Regions from separate parts of the Homo sapiens genome. Here all the other regions are linked to region 1. A link is a contact called in ENCODE Hi-C data. All regions are on one chromosome and are shown on one strand. Each heading gives the region's core, a stretch centred on a gene start or an enhancer-like site at or near the end of the contact. The rest is flanking DNA. Distances are from core to core; before and after follow the strand shown. Region 1 holds the start of JAZF1-AS1 (JAZF1 antisense RNA 1). Region 2 holds the start of DPY19L1 (dpy-19 like C-mannosyltransferase 1). Region 3 holds the start of KLHL7-DT (KLHL7 divergent transcript).

What was found. Hi-C counts contacts between places; a loop is a spot of excess contacts on that map. Pooled maps may share reads with other maps.
Region 2: a map of CD8-positive, alpha-beta T cell shows a loop between it and region 1 (24-fold over the local background). The contact joins the promoter of DPY19L1 here to the promoter of JAZF1-AS1 in region 1. A Hi-C loop is called at or near these places in 2 of 168 maps with a recorded cell type or tissue (CD8-positive, alpha-beta T cell and naive thymus-derived CD4-positive, alpha-beta T cell) and 3 of 50 pooled maps.
Region 3: a loop to region 1 is called in a pooled map, with 13 times the contacts of the local background. The contact joins the promoter of KLHL7-DT here to the promoter of JAZF1-AS1 in region 1. A Hi-C loop is called at or near these places in 5 of 50 pooled maps.

The regions. Positions count from the first base shown.
Region 1 is chr7:28,179,154-28,181,846 of GRCh38, reverse strand. It overlaps JAZF1-AS1 (JAZF1 antisense RNA 1), which reads right to left and starts at 1,390. Exons shown (of 4, transcript NR_034097.1): 1 at 1,308-1,390. It overlaps JAZF1 (JAZF zinc finger 1), which reads left to right and starts at 1,052. Exons shown (of 5, transcript NM_175061.4): 1 at 1,052-1,384. The coding sequence starts at 1,270. RefSeq lists a silencer at 1,858-1,977 and enhancers at 1,832-2,331, 2,332-2,693.
Region 2 is chr7:35,036,093-35,038,785 of GRCh38, reverse strand. DPY19L1 (dpy-19 like C-mannosyltransferase 1) reads left to right here and starts at 1,301. Exons shown (of 22, transcript NM_001366673.1): 1 at 1,301-1,689. The coding sequence starts at 1,392. It overlaps LOC105375228 (a long non-coding RNA gene), which reads right to left and starts at 2,000. Exons shown (of 3, transcript XR_001745162.3): 1 at 1,865-2,000. RefSeq lists an enhancer at 462-691 and silencers at 742-1,411, 1,442-1,611.
Region 3 is chr7:23,104,346-23,107,038 of GRCh38, reverse strand. KLHL7-DT (KLHL7 divergent transcript) reads left to right here and starts at 1,336. Exons shown (of 3, transcript NR_046220.1): 1 at 1,336-1,480. It overlaps KLHL7 (kelch like family member 7), which reads right to left and starts at 1,254. Exons shown (of 11, transcript NM_001031710.3): 1 at 893-1,254. The coding sequence starts at 1,012. RefSeq lists enhancers at 308-387, 93-1,079, 868-1,147, 1,268-1,457, 1,080-2,066.

The DNA of each region.
Region 1 (2,693 bases), core at 141-2,640:
TAAATTCAGTATGCATATATTAATATTAATAAAAAAAATGTACTGTTGGGTCATAAACTGCTGATAATGTGTAATATTTCTTAGACACCTGGAAAAGTGCTACTGGAAAATACACACTTTACAGAAGAAATATGACTGCAACTGGAGGAGGGGGTGGGGACAAGAAAGTAATTGATTCTCAGCAAAATGCTGGTTTTCAGGGAAGCTACTAAATTCACCTTAAGTGGTTACCTGGTCAACATTATGCTTTAAATGCTCACAGGATGAAATCGCTTCCTTTTTAAATGAAGAGTCACTATGTCCCTTGCCGTTGTTTCCGCTCCTTCTAGCCTTAACCAATGCACTGTCCTTTCTGCAGTGGCTGAAACGAGGATGGGTTAATTACCAGACCTGAGATGGTGGAGTGGGTGCAGTAGGGTGCTGTAATTTCGGGTGATGAAATTATTTTAGTTTTTGTTTTCCTAGAAGGAGCAGGGAGTATAAAAAACGTGGCACATATGTAAAACACAGGCAAATGCACTTGACAACCAAGCACTCTATTTTGAAATTTAAATAAAGCTAAGATTTTTTTCTGGCCTAGAGGGAAAGCTTCATTAAAATCAATTAGTTAGTACAAACCTCCGGAGAATGTGTACTTTTTCTAAAGAAGGTTTAAAGAAGAAGGTGCACACAATTACCTTTCCTGGGTCCCCTGTGAATGTGTCACACCTAGACAGGTGGCTGAGTACAAAAAAATGTCCCTGAGAGGGACCAGGGTAACTCCCTGAGTTCTCCTCGCAGGGAGGTAGGTGTAATTAATCGATGTGGGTGTATTAAGAACGTCATATACATAACCAAGGAGGCTCCAAACAGATGGCACGGATGGCAAGCCGTAAAGGGCAGGCCTAGCGAGATAAAGTTGGTGGCAGGGCTCGCAGGTGAGGCCTGGGTCCGCGCGCTGAGGTTGGGGCCGCACAGCTGTAGCCGCGCGCCCTGGTCCCTCCTCCCAGCTGCGGCGGCCTTCCCCCCCCGCCCCCGCCCCCGCCCTCCCCCCGCCGCTCCCGACGCCGCCGCCGCAGCCGCCGCCTCCCCTCTGCCTCCCGGTGGCTCCTCGCTCTCCTTCCATCTCTCTCGCCCCCTCTCCCTCCGTCCCGTCCTCGCCGCTCCCCTCACCCCGCCTCTCTCCCCCTCCCCCAGCCCCTCCTCTCCTCACCCCACCCGGCCTCCCTCCCTCCCTCGCCCGCCCGGCGCTCGCAGAGCCGACACCAGGGGGGCTCTCGATGTAGCACCATGACAGGCATCGCCGCCGCCTCCTTCTTCTCCAATACCTGCCGATTCGGGGGCTGCGGACTCCACTTCCCCACCCTGGCCGACCTCATCGAGCACATCGAGGACAACCACATCGGTAAATGGCCCGGGGGTGGGCGGGGGTGCCAGGCGCGCGGAAACTCCTGCCCGGGCGGGGAGCCCCGGAATGGCCAGGGGTGGCCGGCGGGGAGGGAGGCGGCAGGGCGGGGAGGGCGCGTGCGAGCCCCGAGGTGGGGGTGGCGGGATGCGGGGGCGCGAGGTGCCGGGGGGCGGGGAGCGGGCTCGGGTGGGGGAGGGGGCGGGCGCCCCGAGGTGCCGCGGGCGGGCGGGCGGGCGGCTGGGGGACTCAGGGGCGTGCACGCGGGCTGCGAAGTGGTGGGAGCGGGGAGCGCCGCGGCGGGGCGGCGGGGTTGCGGCGGCGGGGCCGAGTGCCGGCGCGCGGGGCGCGGGGCGGAGGGCGCGGCGGGCGGCGGGAGCTGGGCGCTGGGCAGGGTCGCGGAGTTAGTTGGCCCGGGTGGTCGGAGTAGCCCGAGGCGCTGAGGGCAGCGGGGGGCGGGCGCTGCACGCCGCCGGGCGCTTCCGCCCCGGCTCGAGCTGTCAGGGCTCGGCGGCGGCTGCAGCCGCGGGGAGGTGGAGCGGGGGGGCGGGGGTGGCTCCACCGCGGCAGCCATTCCGCTTCCTCCTCCCGCCGCCGCCGCCGCCACTGCGTCCTGTCAGCGCCGGTTGCTAGGTGTGGTGCGTCGGGAGGGGGCCGGGGCCGGCGGCCGCGGGCGGGGGCCGGGGAGCTTGCCCTCTCCCTGGGAGGCGGCCGAGGGGCCCGGGCGGGGCCGGGGACGCGGGCCCGGGGGCTCTGGGTGCCCTCCCCTGCCCCGGCCTGGCGCGGACGCCCGGGCGCTGCGGGCTGAGGTCTTGGGTGCGCCCGCGGGCCGCGCCCAGCGCCCCGGGGTCGACGCGCCCTGGAGGCCCCTGCGGCGGCGCCCGCTGGAGAGACACCCCCAGGGCCCATGGCCGGGCATTTAAATGCACCCCGGCTCTGCGATTTGCCTTTCTAATGGTGCTAGGCCCGAGGTGCGCTGGCTGCGCCCTGGGATCGGCGGCGGCCTGCGCAGCGCCCCGGGCCCGGGAGACGCCGGGGAGGGGGCGCCCCGCAGGGTGGCTGCTTTCCCTTCACGCCTGGACCCCTGGACCTTTCAACAAGTCCTCTGATTTGCAGAAGTCATTGCACACATTTTCACACTTCTATTCGGAACCCCTGCTAAGGGAGGTGGGCCGGGTGCATCTGGCTTAGGCGGTCCAACCACCTGCGGAAGGTGTGACCGACGCCAGCGAGTTGTCCTGCGTGGGCTAGAAGGTGAAGGGTCCGAGCGATGTCCCAATGGGGCTGTCTAATCCAGAGAACCTGTAAA
Region 2 (2,693 bases), core at 52-2,551, 6.9 Mb before region 1:
ATCCACTGTCTCTTAAAAAGGCTAACAATGAACGAATGCTGGTATTAGTAAAGAAATCACTGGGCAAAGAAACAAAGAGCGAGAAAGCCACGTGAAGTCCCTGGAATTACAATAGAGATAAGCAGAACGATGGGCCTTGATTTACAACATTGGGACTTAAAGACAACTTTTTGGAACAAGCCACTGGGCACGGCCAGGAAAGGAACCTCCCAGTTGTAATCCATGCTGTTGTAAGACTGTGTGCAAAGAATGCAGGGGTGGAGGGAGAATTGGGATCTACCTGGGTTTCTAAATTTTCCCGGGTTTAATTTACTCGTGCATTCTGCTATGTAAAAGAAAACATATTTTCGACTAAAATCTCCTATCTTATCAACGCCAAGTTTTCCTGCTTCCTATTAAGCAACAAGGTTACAGCAAGTGTAACAAACTGAATGTACTTATTGATGATCTTTCCTGCTCCAGCCAATCCATCCTATCACCTTCAGCCTGGCTCCTACCCTGGTCTTCAGTTTACACTTGTGCCTCGTCCCTTATCAGCTCCCCATGAGATTCCAGGCTGCTATTTTAATACTCTGTTACTATCTTAAATCGGGTCGCACCCGTTCTTCTTGTCGGTGAGTGAGGGGCTGCGCTCCAAGTTGCGCGACCACACTGCGGGGAGTAAACGGAGACGGTGACTTGATTGCCACCCGCGCGCTTCACATCGGTGGGGCCGACCAGGCGCCCAGGGCGCACGCACAGCGCCCCTAAGTGGCCGCTCCGGGCGCCTTCTCCCTGCCCCGCCGCGTCTCGCCTGCGCGGGCTCCAAGCGCAGCCTTAACAGGCTCCGAAACTTGAATCAGCGCCCCGATCCCGAGAGGGCTCTTCCTTCGGCCCCATCACTCCCACAATGGAAGGGCGGCCGCCTCCGGAAGGCCGTCCGCCCCCGCGTCCTCGCACCGGCCGAGCCCCGCGCGGGCGCCGAAGAGGTGTGGGTAGCCGGGCGCCAGAGGGGTCGGGCCCCGCCTGCGCCGGAAGTCCGCGCGTGCGCGCTGGCCGGCCTGGAGCGCGCGTCCGGCGCAGAGGGGCGGCGGGGGCGGGGCCGCGGCCGCTCGCAGGGTGTCCCCGCCCCCGCCCCCCGGCGTTCCGCGGTCGCCGTGACAACCGGAGCGGCGGCAACGGCGGCGGGCTAGCAAGTCCGGCGCCGCCTCCCGGCGGTACTGCCAGCCAGGCAGCAGCCGCCCGGCCTCCACGATCTCCCCGCCTCCCGGCCCGCGGGGAGGGACGAGCCCGCCCTCCACCCTCCGCCCGCCCGCCCGCTGGAGAGTGAGCTGCGCCCAGCCGCCCAGCCAGCCCGCCGTTCTCTGGCCGCCGTCCGGGCGCGCGCAGCGAGCGGGCGCGACTATGCCAAGATGGTCCTGCAGGCGCGGAACAAGCACCGGGAGGCGGCTCCCAAGCCGCCCCAGCCACCCCGCGCCTCACAGTCGCCGCTGAGGGGGGCGTCGGACGTCGGCGCCGGGGAGCCGGGGCCCGAGCGCGCGCCCCTGTCCCCGGGGCGCAAGGGCGCCGCGGGCAGGAAGGGGCCCCGCGCCGAGCCCGGCGCGCCGCCCGCCGGGGGCGGCCTTGGGGGGCGCCTGGCCGCCCGGCTGCGCTGGGCGCTGGGCCTGCGGCGCGCGGGGCGCGGCCGGACCTGGACCACGCTCCTGTTAGGTGAGCAGCCCTAGCGCCGGCGCCGCCGGGACGCGGAACTTTGAGGCGCTGGCCCCCTCCCCTCCCCTCCCCTCCCCTTCCTTCCCCTCTCCTCCCGCTTCCGCCGCGCCGAGCCCCGCCAGCCGGACCAGCCAGTTTGCAGCCCTCTCCGACTTTTTCTCTGGGACATTCTTACCTTCTCCTCCCCGCAACTCCCTGGCTCAGCTCTCCTCGCACGCTTCCCACCCGCGCTCTGCCTGGGCTTTAAAAGAATGGCCCGGGGATCAACAGCTGCCCGGCCTGGCCGCGGGCAGCAGGTCTGCGCTAACGAGACTTGAGCGCTGCTGATTGGTACGACTGGCCGCCTTCCCGTTATCTCGGCCTCTGACCGCCAGGATGGTTTGCTTTGGCTTGGAAACGATTCCGTGGAGCTCAAAGCAAACGCACGTTCCATGTCGTAGAGAGTTGCTTAAACTTATAATTAAATTTTAGCGTACTTTTTTCTTCCTGGCCGCAAACGCCGCTGGTGGCACTTTATTTGTGATTCCCCTCGACACGTCACTTTCTAGGTTGTGTTGTGTTTGGGGCGCCCGAGCCTTAATCCTCCCTGCTGCCCTTGGAACCTTTGGTGAGGAGGGCTCTCCTCCCCTCCCTCTGCCATTTACCAAATGGATGATGTGTAATGATGTGCTGAAAAAAAAAAACAAAGTTGACGCATTCGTATGTTTCGGACTGACTTCAGGTTTCCTCTGTTTCCTGGTTGAATTTTGATAAGGCAAGTTGTAGCAGTTTGGATAACAGGCCTAATTTTTCTAAGTCAACTAGTGAAATGCTGTTACATTGCTTTTTTCTATATGCCTCAGTGGGCTTTTCGCTACTGAACTATTTAATTACTGTTGATTTATCCCTTAGTATATTTTCAGATTCCCTTGGTGACTCAAAGTTCCCTTAGCCAGGAGTTGGGGTCCAGTATAAGTCAAGGAATAGGACACAGCAAATTGGCTTCCCCTGAGATCACAGCCACA
Region 3 (2,693 bases), core at 87-2,586, 5.1 Mb after region 1:
AACTAGGTTTTGCAGTTACACATAACTCACATCCTGCTTTGTCCCCTTGAAACAGGATCCCAGTCAACAAAACCCAAACATTCCCACAAATCTACTTAGATGTGTATTATCTATAAATAAAGCTTACAGAAAGGAAAAAGTGACTTTCTATGCTTATCGGTGTAGATGTTATGGAATTAAAAAAAAAAAAAGCCTCTTTGTTTCACCTTCGCCAGCGTTAAAATCCGTTCTTTTCATAACCCACCTTTCGCCGATGTGCTGCAGAATTTCACGAATGCACCACACACCAAGGACAGAACAAAGAGCTCCTCTTAATAACAGAGGCGCACAGTGCCCTTAGAAGATGGCATGGTATTTATCGATGGCTGCTTCTGCTCTAAATTAGCACGAACAGGAGGACTCCTCTTCAACTAGCTCCACCGGGGAACACAGGAGGGGGCGGGGATCCTTATTTAAGAGCAGCTGATGTCAGGCCAGCAACTCTCCTCCCTTTGGGGGCTTCGGTTTGGGCTATGCCAACGGGTTTCTTCACACAAGATCTCACGGCACCTTAAAACGGCTCGCCAATGGAAGGATCCTCGCCCCACAAAGAGATAACTAGGGCAGAGCTGTTACACAACCGATACCCGACGGCGAAAGCCAGCCTGAGGAGTCCCCCAGGAGTCTGACTTGGGAGCTACATCCTCGGCAGACGAGAAGCACTTTTGCTCGAGAATTGTTTTACGCGCCCCTCTACCAACTGCGGAATCGCTCGCCTGCGAAAACGGAAGGAGGGGCGAGGACAGAGAAAGAGGGGCGCGATCCACAGGGCGCGGGGTTCCACCCCGGGAACCAGGGGCCCGAGCCCCGGACCACCTCCCACCGTCGTCCGTCACTCCCACAGAGGCGGTACCTGTTTCCGCATGTTATTCATGACGCCCATGAAACCCGCCAACAATTTAGCTTCTTCCCGAGCAGCAAGTTTCTTCTCGGTCTTCTTCTTGCTGCTCTTCTCCACCCCAGAGGCTGCCATCCTCCCTCAGCTCGGTTCACGCCCGGGGCTCGCCGGGCCGGGCGAGGGGTCGCACTCTCTGGGCACACTGGGGATTCTATCGACCAAACACGGCGATCGGCAGTGCAGCTGCAGCGCCCAGCTCTGGAACGCGCGGCAGGCGGCGGTGGCTCGGCCACTGCCGAAAGACAAGGCCGGGCGGCCCCCTTAGAAACGCTCAGGGAGCGACGCTACCAACTGGGCTGCGTCCCCGGGCAGAACCCGAGCCCTGCCCAGGAGCCTGCGCACTTCGCGCAAGGAGGCGGGGGCACTATGAGGAGAGTCAGGGGCGGGGCCTGACACGTCACAGTGGCGCGCCGTTCCGAGCAATGAGACTGCAGGCACAGGTGCGGCCGGATTCCCTGTCGCTGTCCCGCGCTGAGTGAATTTTGCCTCGGAGCTGGTCCGAGGTCGCGCCTGCTCTTTTGTGTGCCCAAGGCAGATTTCCAGGTTTCGGTTACGTGATTATCTTTTTTTTTTTTTTTTTTTTGATAATTGGGTTGTGGAACATGCAAAGGTGTCTCCCATCAGTGTAAGGCTTCATGGGACAGGGTCGGTGTTCAGTGCAGTATCTGAGCCTGGTGTATGGTAGGCGCTCAATAAATATTAAATGATGAAAGGATATTACTGCAAGTTAAAGTCATGTTACACGGAGCACAAGATTTATTTTCGTGGGATTCATAACGCAAGAGCACACAGTCCCGTTGGTGTCTCCTTGGCGTGCAATGAATGTCTGCCTAACTAGGCTGGCTTACTGTGTGTTTACAACTGAAATCAGTTGTCAGTCGGTTCTAGAAATCTTCAGTTAGGCTTCTCTAAGTGTTTTACGGGAACACGGAACTCAATCACAGCCCTCATGGAAATGTTTTTTGTAACCATATTCTTTCTACTGTATAGTAATATACAGGATTATTTGAAATTGTACATTATTTAACATTATGAAAACTTTATATCTCATTGGTTTTCCTCCTCGGTCTATATAGGACTATACAGAGACATTTTATGTAAAATAATTTACACCATTGAGGCTTTTTTTTTTTTTTTTGGAGGCAGGGTCTCGGCCCTGTCGCCCAGGCTGGGGGTGCGGTGCAGTGGCTAATCATAGCTCACTGAAGCCTCAGCACTCCTGGGCTCAAGCAATCCTCCCATCTCAGCCTCCCAAGTAGCTGAAACTACAGGCGTGCAACACCACTCTGGGCTAAGTTTTAATTTTTAAATTTTTTTGGTGGTGGTGGTGGTGGTGGTGGTGGTGGTGAAGAGGTCACACTATGTTGCCCAGGCTTGTCTCGAACTCCTGGTGTTATGCAATCCTCCCGCCTAGGCCTCCCAAAGTGCTGGGATTACAGGAATGAGCGGCCAGGCCTGGCCCACAGTATACTTTTCTTGTTGAGGACAAACCATATAGCATAATCCAGATGAAAGAGCAAGCTATATATACGCCTCAATTTTTACAAAAGAGTAAGATACTTATGTCTCTGTACTCTTTATCTTTCTTCTATTAATCTAGAGGTTCTCAGATGTGCCTCTATTTTAACTAGTTGATTTGGGGATTTCAGGTGAACCCTGGCAATAGGAATAATTTATTGTTAATAAAATTATAAATGAGAAAATTTTTCATTCACTTTATTAAATGACCCAGGACACTGAAGAAAAACGGAATAAA